Linked DNA regions of Homo sapiens: all the other regions are linked to region 2. The links are chromatin contacts, found by Hi-C or POLR2A ChIA-PET in ENCODE. All regions are on one chromosome and are shown on one strand. Each heading gives the region's core, a stretch centred on a gene start or an enhancer-like site at or near the end of the contact. The rest is flanking DNA. Distances are from core to core; before and after follow the strand shown.

Evidence for each region. A loop is a pair of places that touch in the nucleus more often than their neighbours do. ChIA-PET counts read pairs that join two places held with the same protein, here RNA polymerase II (POLR2A). Pooled maps may share reads with other maps.
Region 1: a map with no recorded cell type shows a loop between it and region 2 (5-fold over the local background). The contact joins two enhancer-like sites. A Hi-C loop is called at or near these places in 11 of 37 single-sample maps with no recorded cell type and 9 of 50 pooled maps. POLR2A ChIA-PET finds 5 or more read pairs at or near these places in 4 of 52 experiments (HepG2, WTC11, activated B cell and 1 more).
Region 3: a map of dorsolateral prefrontal cortex shows a loop between it and region 2 (2.1-fold over the local background). The contact joins two enhancer-like sites. A Hi-C loop is called at or near these places in 1 of 168 maps with a recorded cell type or tissue (dorsolateral prefrontal cortex) and 6 of 50 pooled maps. POLR2A ChIA-PET finds 5 or more read pairs at or near these places in 5 of 52 experiments (PC-9, T-cell, activated CD4-positive, alpha-beta T cell and 2 more).

The regions. Positions count from the first base shown.
Region 1 is chr15:58,584,460-58,587,159 of GRCh38, forward strand. No RefSeq gene overlaps it. Among named protein-coding and RNA genes, the nearest start is that of LIPC-AS1, 87 kb to the left of the region's middle. RefSeq lists enhancers at 1,006-1,085, 1,396-1,445, 1,486-1,715. Within about 2 kb of position 1,337, at least 2 of the 41 ENCODE cell types and tissues checked have a DNase peak (open chromatin) inside an H3K27ac peak, as active enhancers do.
Region 2 is chr15:58,516,996-58,519,695 of GRCh38, forward strand. The region is part of intron 1 of LIPC (lipase C, hepatic type); the gene reads left to right. Among named protein-coding and RNA genes, the nearest start is that of LIPC-AS1, 20 kb to the left of the region's middle. Within about 2 kb of position 1,281, at least 6 of the 41 ENCODE cell types and tissues checked have a DNase peak (open chromatin) inside an H3K27ac peak, as active enhancers do.
Region 3 is chr15:58,409,007-58,411,706 of GRCh38, forward strand. No RefSeq gene overlaps it. Among named protein-coding and RNA genes, the nearest start is that of LIPC, 22 kb to the right of the region's middle. RefSeq lists a silencer at 1,464-1,758. Within about 2 kb of position 1,450, at least 4 of the 41 ENCODE cell types and tissues checked have a DNase peak (open chromatin) inside an H3K27ac peak, as active enhancers do.

The sequences.
Region 1 (2,700 bases), core at 87-2,586, 68 kb after region 2:
ACCACGCCCAGCTCCTAGAACTCTGAGAGGCCAGTCTCTCTCTTCATCTCAGAAACCTTTTAAATATTTTCGCTCACATCTCTCTTCTGTTACATCCTTCACCTCCGTTCTGGATTTTTACTATCTCCTTGTAATCTTGCTCTGTGCTTTCAGATGTCTTTCTCTGACACTAATTCAGACATCAACAGTGACCACTTTCTCCTTCGATTTATCTCTTGAAAGCTCTGGTTCAAAATCATCCTTTTTTGGTTCCAGAGAATCAGTTTTATTGTGCTGCACTTATGTCTCCTTTTCTTATTCTTTGGTTCAAGTTATCTATGTCAGCAGCTATTTCTGTACTGAGGGTTCTGCTTGTAATTCTCCCTGGCTACTGGACTCCATTAGGAATCTTCTTTTCCTTTGTTTGATCACTGGGGCTCTGTTCCAGATACTGAGGTACCTTAAGAGACAGCATTCGCAGCCTGATAGAAGGAACAGCAGTATCAGCCTCCCAGGCTCAAGCTTAGCAGCATGTGGGTTGCCAGTCCTCTGGCAAGGGACTTGAAGGAAGCCTCTCTGCCCCCTTTCTAGTCTCCTCACCTCTCTCAGACACCTTCATAGCAGTGAAGGCAACTCAACCCATCTGGTCAGCTCTTCAAGAAGCAGGGAGACCCACACATTCACGAGGACCTTGCCCCGGATCCCCTCCTTAGGCTTATGATATGGTTCCCAGGCAGGAAGACAATCTTGCCCCAGCTCTCTGACAGGATTCTGCTGTGGCCCGAAGCCTCATTCACATCCCAGGCCTTATCTTCCCCCGGCAAGCCCCAGCAGCTGCTTTTCTCAGGAGAGGCAAATGGGTTAAACTGCAAGTAGAAAAAAGTTCAAGCTGCTATCATTCCAGAACCCCCAGTTCCTCATGTCTCGGAACTTCTTGATGTCTTTATTTTTGCATTCTAAAGTGCTTAATAAACATCACTGAATACATGCTACCACCCCTACCTCAAATCCTGTCTGGTGCAGGTTCAATCAATCATGATGCCTTTGGAAGCTAACTCAAACTGGCTTAAATAAAGAGGGTTTTTTGTTTGGTTGGTTTTGTTTTGTTTTTAAATCTCACACAAAAGGAAGTTCCAAGGTAGAGTGGGGCCTCAGGAAGAGCTGACTGGGCTGCTTGGTAATGTTATGAAGATGCAGTGTTTTTCCTTCTCTCTGCTCCACCATCCTTGATGTTGGCTTCATCCTCAGGCTGTTACCAAGTTGCCCACTGCAACTGCAGGCAGCTCACTCAGGCATGGTAACATCCAGAGAAGGAACAGTAGACATCATGCGGGAGACAGCCCTCTTATCTCACTGGCCAAAATTAGGTGACATGACCATTCCTAAACTTGGCAAGGGTAATGAGATTAACCACAGACCAAGGACCCTAACCACATGTCTGTTAGAGGAGAAGATACTTAAAATCAGGGGACACCTGCTCGCAAGCTAAATGTTCCAGTTCAGTAAGCAGTTTTTCACATGAAAACCAGAACAGTTGACATTCGAGTGTTCACCATATGCAAGGTGCCTTACATACATTCTCCTTTAATCCACATCATAGTCCCCTGAGGTGGCTAAAACTATTATCCCTGTTTCACAGATGAGGTACCTACAGCTTAGCTTTTACAAGGTCACACGGCTAATGGACCATCATTTCCCTCTTTATAGATTCTGTGTCCATGAATGCAGCCTACCATTGCAGTCAGCAACAGAAAATGTCCTTTACATATTAACTCCCTTGGACCCCATGTGAGAGCTATAATTAGGTATTGTACTTTAAGACACTGTCTTTTCATGTTATGGAGCTTGGTAACCAGCTATAAGTGCAAATCATTCATGGCAGACCACTAGCTGTGCCCTCCCTGCTGCCGCTGAGACTGTGCAGAGGCATGTGGCTATGCTGTGGAGTTTCACCTTTGATTATACAACATGCCCAGGAATCCTTTTTATAAAACAAGCCTTAAGATCTTAATATGGGGCCGGGCACAGTGTCTCACGCCTGTAATCCCAGCACTTTGGAAGGCCCAGGCAGGTGGATCACAAGGTCAGGAGTTCAAGACCAGCCTGGCCAAGATAGTGAAACCCCCGTCTCTACTAAAAATACAAAAATTAGCCGGGCATGGTGGTGCAGGCCTGTAGTCCCAGCTACTTGGGAGGCTGAGGCAGGAAAATCGGTTGAACCCAGGAGGTGAAGGTTGCAGTGAGCTGAGATCACACCACTGCACTCCAGCTTGGACAAAAGAGTGAGACTTTGTCTCAAAAAAAAAAAAAAAAAAAAAAATCTTAATATGGAACAGCCAAGCCTTACATATGAAACACTCGACTTACACATTTATTTTGTAGATTTCCCTAGGAACTAACATTTATCTAGGAAATCAAGTAAGTATTTTCTACTCCCTTCTACATATGAAACTCTTTGCATTGGTGGCTCTGCAGTGAGTGTGTGTGTGTGTGTGTGTGTGTGTGTGTGTGTATCAGTGGTTTTCCCATTATAAAACATTTGAGGCAGAAGGTATCTGAAGTTCTATTCAACCCTTCTTCTGTCCTCCCACCCTTAAGATAACCACGTTAACTGTGTAGTGTATTTCTATAGACTCTTTTGCAGCGCATTTTTTATTTAAAGTTTTTATTATGGAAATATTCAAATACACATAAAAGTAGAGAAGAATACAATGAAACCCA
Region 2 (2,700 bases), core at 31-2,530:
TTTGACCCTTTTGAGACTTGCTTTAAAACTTTGTTAGATGGGACCAGAACAGCCTTTAGTCTAGGGCAAATTTGCCCCTTGAATCCAAACACTGTTTATGTTGTTAATGATGACAAAATATCCATGTCCCACACTATTCCTTACTAAGTCTCCCTTCAACAATTGTGTTTGAGTAGAACTGTTAACTGCCTCACCTCACTCTCCTGTGTATTCACAAGGCAAAGATCCCCAAGGTTTTGACCAATACCCAATGTTGTTTTGGTGCCAGCTTGCACAGCACCAGGGCTCTTGCCTCTCAGAGAGAATTGTGCCCCCTCTCTCCACTATGTGGCACAGCACATTGAGCTCAACAACGTTCTATCAGACTGATGTTGCCATAACACTGCATATCTTCACCCAGGAGGGGCGACAGCCCTAAGTCTCTTATGTGGCAAAATAAAATCCAACTTTCAGTGCTAAAAAGGCCCTGCTTTTCTGGAGCGAACCCCTTCAGAGGTCTCACAAGCATTTAAAAGAGAATTTCTAGACCACAAGTTTCAGTGTGGAGAGCTGCAGGCTTAGAGAATTGCAGGGATGTTTGAAGCCCTGCCCACAGTTCCAGGAAACACCCTTTGTATATGAGCTCCTTTCCCACACAAATGTGAGAAGGAGGCTATGACCCTGGAAATTGAACACAGGGCAACAGAAACCCTGCCGAAACTATTCTTGCATTGACATTAGACACAAAAACACCCATATAAGCTTGATTTGCTGTCACAGTCAAATAAAACAATAACATGTAAGCATTTCAAAGAGATTCCACTGACATTCTCACTTGTGATTCTGACAACAAGCGTGTAAGTAAGAAAGGCAGGCGTCACAGCTCCTAAGTGACAGACGAGGAAATCAGCCTTGCGGAGGTTAAATGATCTCAACAAGGTCAGACAGCTAGTTGGTGCAAAGTGGGGCCCTGAACCCAGATCTTCTGACTCTTGGTCAAGAGCTCTATTCATTCCGCTGTGTCTGCTCTCTTACTATATCAGAAAAGGGAACAGCCACCAACTTCCTGTGTTGACCCTAGACCAGGACTTCTTGATCACAGCACACTTAACATTTGGGGCTGGATAATTCTTTGTTGTGAGAGGCTGTCCTGTGCATTGAAGGGTGTTGAGCAGTATCCCTGGCCTCTACCCACTAATGCCAGTAGAACTCCCCTTGCCCCCTGTTTTGACAACCAAAACTATCTCCAGGTGTTGCCATGTTTCCAAATGCCCCAAGGTGGGGGAAGGTAACAGCAGAGCAAACTTACCCCTCAGTTGAAAACCACTGCCCTAAATGATGCCTGAGAATGCTGTCCACGTGTTTGAGAAAGCAGTGGTGATTAAGTTAGTTCTGTGAAAGGAGAAACAAAATCAAAAGAGGAACTTGTGCTGATACCAGTGAGTCTGGGACCACGAAACTTGGCCGTGAGAGACAGAATTGTGCAGCACCAGGGAGTTATCTAAAAAGTTCTCTTCTGGGCCACCCTCTGAACTTAACCTTCTGTGTTCTCGCTCCACTCCTTCAGGCTCAGTCAGCTCTGCAAAACCCAATCCACTTTCCAAGGAAACATTTCTGGAAGGCAACACGGAATTAGTTAATGTGATGAGAGGCAGAACAGAGCAGTTAAGATGCAGGCTCTGCACATACCACAACGTGGATGAATCTCACTTAATGTTGGGTGAGAAGAGCCAGGCCCAAAAGAGCATCTATTGTGTGAATCTACTAACTCGAAGTTCAAGAGCAGGCAAAACTAATCTCCGGTGATGGAAGTCTGAACAGTTACATCTGCTGGTGGTGTTGCCTGGAGACACGTTTCAGAGAATAGAAATGTTCTCTGCCTTGATGGTGGTGGTGGTTACGGTGGTTGTAAACATAATAGACACTCACAACACTCACAGAGCTATACACTTACGATTCGTCACCTAAAAAAAAAAAGAAAGAAAAAGAAAAGAAAAGAATGTTGACTCTAGAACCAAATTGTCTAAGTTTCATCCCTGACGATGACTCTGGTTACCTTAGAGCATTTTGTGAAAAGTTAATAAACTACACAGGGTATACAGGAAGTGCACAATAAGTATTTGCATCATTATAATTAACAGAACTACACTTCAGCCAAGCGCAGTGGCTCACGCCTGTAATCCCAGAACTTCAGGAGGCCGAGGCAGGCAGATCACGAGGTCAGGAGATCGAGACCATCCTGGCTAATATGGTGAAACCCTTTCTCTACTAAAAATACAAAAAAAAATTAGCCGAGCGTGGTGGCAGGTGCCTGTAGTCCCAGCTACTCGGGAGGCCAAAGCAGGAGAATGGCGTGAACCCGGGAGGCGGAGCTTGCAGTGAGCCGAGATTGTGCCACTGCACTCCAGCCTGGGTGACACAGAGAGACTCTGTCTCAAAAAAAAAAAAAAGAAAAAAAAGAACTACACTTCTAGCCAGTCAGGCAAAGCCAAGGATTAAGAGAGTTACTCTGAATTTCTCTGCTGCCCCCTCTGCCTCACCTCCCATGCATTGAACACAGAGTGTATATGTAAGTCCTCCCACCCCAACCATCAAGACAGGCACATCTGCCATTTTTCTCTGTCTTCTTCAGTTCCTTCCAGGTTCTCTCTGCCTTGCTTAGGAGCTGCCCCTGTTTGCAGAGCTCTTCATCAATAGACTGAATATTTACAGAATAGCGCA
Region 3 (2,700 bases), core at 200-2,699, 110 kb before region 2:
GTAGTCCCAGCTACCTGGGAGCCTGAGGCAGGAGAACTGCTTGAACCTGGGAGGTGGAGGTTGCAGTGAGCCAAGATCGCACCACTGCACACTAGCCTGGGAGACAGAGCAAGACTCTGTCTCAAAAAACAAAAACGAAAACACAACCTGAGATGGACCATGTGAGCAGGTGATACCATCAGGGAGTGCTCAGTGTGTTCTAAAAATCGCAGTGTCTGGCACACAGCAAAAGCTTCACAAATATACACCAAATAAACAAGGAAAATAAGTAAAAAACATTATGCCTGCATGCTAAATAAATTCACAGATAATCTTCAAATTAACCTGGGTAGAAATGATTTAGCAATACTGAGAAAAGTGGATGCTATCAAGGGTGTTAGTTATTTTAATCCTCTTGACAACACTTTTAGATATTTTTATCTCCAGTTGTTTTTCAGATGAGATTGAGGAAGATTAAGTAATTTGTGCAAGACCACATAACGAGCAAGTGAAAGACCCAGGACTTGAGCCCAAGGCTTTCTAATTGTAAAAGTAGAATCTATCCCCTCAGTCTACTCCACTGTTGCCCAAGCTAATGTTAAGAACACAAATCCGGCTGGGCACGATGGCTCATGCCTGTAATCTCAGCACTTTGGGAGGCCGAGGTGGGTGGATCACTTGAGATGAGGAGTTTGAGGCCAGCCTGGCCAACATGGTAGAACACCGTCTCTACTAAAAATACAAAAATTAGCCGGGTGTGGTGGTGTGTGTCTGTAGTCCCAGCTAAGCAGGAGGCTGAGGCAGGAAAATCACTTGAACCTAGGAGGTGGAGGTTGCAGTAAGCCAAGATCGCGCCACTGCACTCCAGCCTGGATGACAGAGTGAGACTCTGTCTCAAAAAAACAAACAAACAAACAGAAAAAGAGACCACAAATCTGAGGCCCCATCCCAGACCCACTGAAGCAGAATCTCTAGGGAGGAACTTAGAAACATTTGTGTAACAAGACACCAGATGATGATTATTATCAGAGAAGTTTAAAAAAAAAAAAAAAAAAAAGACACCTCTATTGCATCAGATGGGAAATGGACCTACAGCATCCTCTGAGGGATCAAATAAAAGCCATCAGATTTGAAGTTCATACAAGTAAAAATAAATCAGGTCAGTCTGGAGCATATCAGATTATGATATTATAGACTATTCTTCAGTTTGGTAATATAGAATTGTCTGATTTAAGGTTTTCTGGATCTTAAAATACCAAGAACATTTGAAAAGTTAAAAATGGGTTCCAATTTAAACCTCAGACTTTTTTTTAGCTTTCCTCACTGCCTCTGATCCTGAGGAGCAGAAGTGAATGTGAACGCACTTTGAATTCCTAGCAGCTTTCACTGATGCAGAGGTTCCAGCTGTACAGGGGCTGGAGGACTGCTGAGGAGAACAACAAGCTGAGAATCAGTCCTCATCTCTGGTTGCCCCCCACCCCACCCTCATTGCCTTTCATTGGATGAGCAAGTCACACAATCCAGGAAGTGGAAAATCTATCATCGCTTGGTTGGTTTTTCTTAGTTTCAGTTTTTCCACGCCTGATGAGAATTGCCAAGGCACAGCAAAGCCTGCAGCTTCCATACCCGTCATGAGAGCAAATAACTTATTTGTAAACCTAAGCACTTAATTAACTAAATGGAAAGCAAGGCAGTGAGTGATTCCTGACATGGCCGAATTTAAGTCAAGCTGTGAAGCTCCAGGTGCAGCCAGAAATGGAGATGGACAACTTGAACTGAACCCTGAGAGCTTCTAAAAAGGCTTTGGACCACTGCTTCTCAGCAGTTTTTCTTGTAAGTTATTCCCATTATCTCAAAGAAAAATTTAAAATATGGTTGGAGAAAAGTATAGAACTGATTATCCCCATTTTGAGCATAGATCATCGTTTAACCAACTTGCTTTCTAACTGCCAAGAAACTTGCTTTGGATGGTATTTCCAGACATAATGTCTATCATAGCAAATATTGACAATTGCATTTTACAAATAATCAGTTTAATATGCTTTAATATGCTTCTATTTCTGATTGCTCTTGATCTCATTTAATCTTCGAAGCAACTCTATCACGTTGGTGTGCTTATTAACATTATTTTACAGATAAAGACGCCTGTAAGTAGCTTCCTCACAGGGTATTTAAGGAACTTGTAGAAAGTCCACAGCTAGTAGCTGGGAGCCCATCTCATATCAATACACTAGCTTCTCCCCAAAGAACTTTATATATTTAGGCCATTGATTTCTTTTTTTTTTTTTTTGAGACGGAGTCTCACTCTGTCACCCAGGCTGGAGTGCAGTGGCAACATCTCGGCTCACTGCCACAGCTCCACCTCCCGGGTTCACGCCATTCTCCTGCCTCAGCCTCCCGAGTAGCTGGGACTACAGGCACCCGCCACCAGGCCCGGCTAATTTTTTGTATTTTTAGTAGAGACGGGGTTTTATCGTGTTAGCCAGGATGGTCTTGATCTCCTGACATTGTGATCCGCCCACCTCGGCCTCCCAAAGTGCTGGGATTACAGGCGTGAGCCACCGCGCCCGGCCTTAGGCCATTGATTTCTAAAAAGACAAATTCTCATATTGGATTAAAACATAAGACCCAACAATACGTATGTTGCTTAAAAATAGGAATCTGTTACCCAAAAAATGCAGAAATGCTAAAATAAAAAGGTTTAATGAGGAAACTCATACG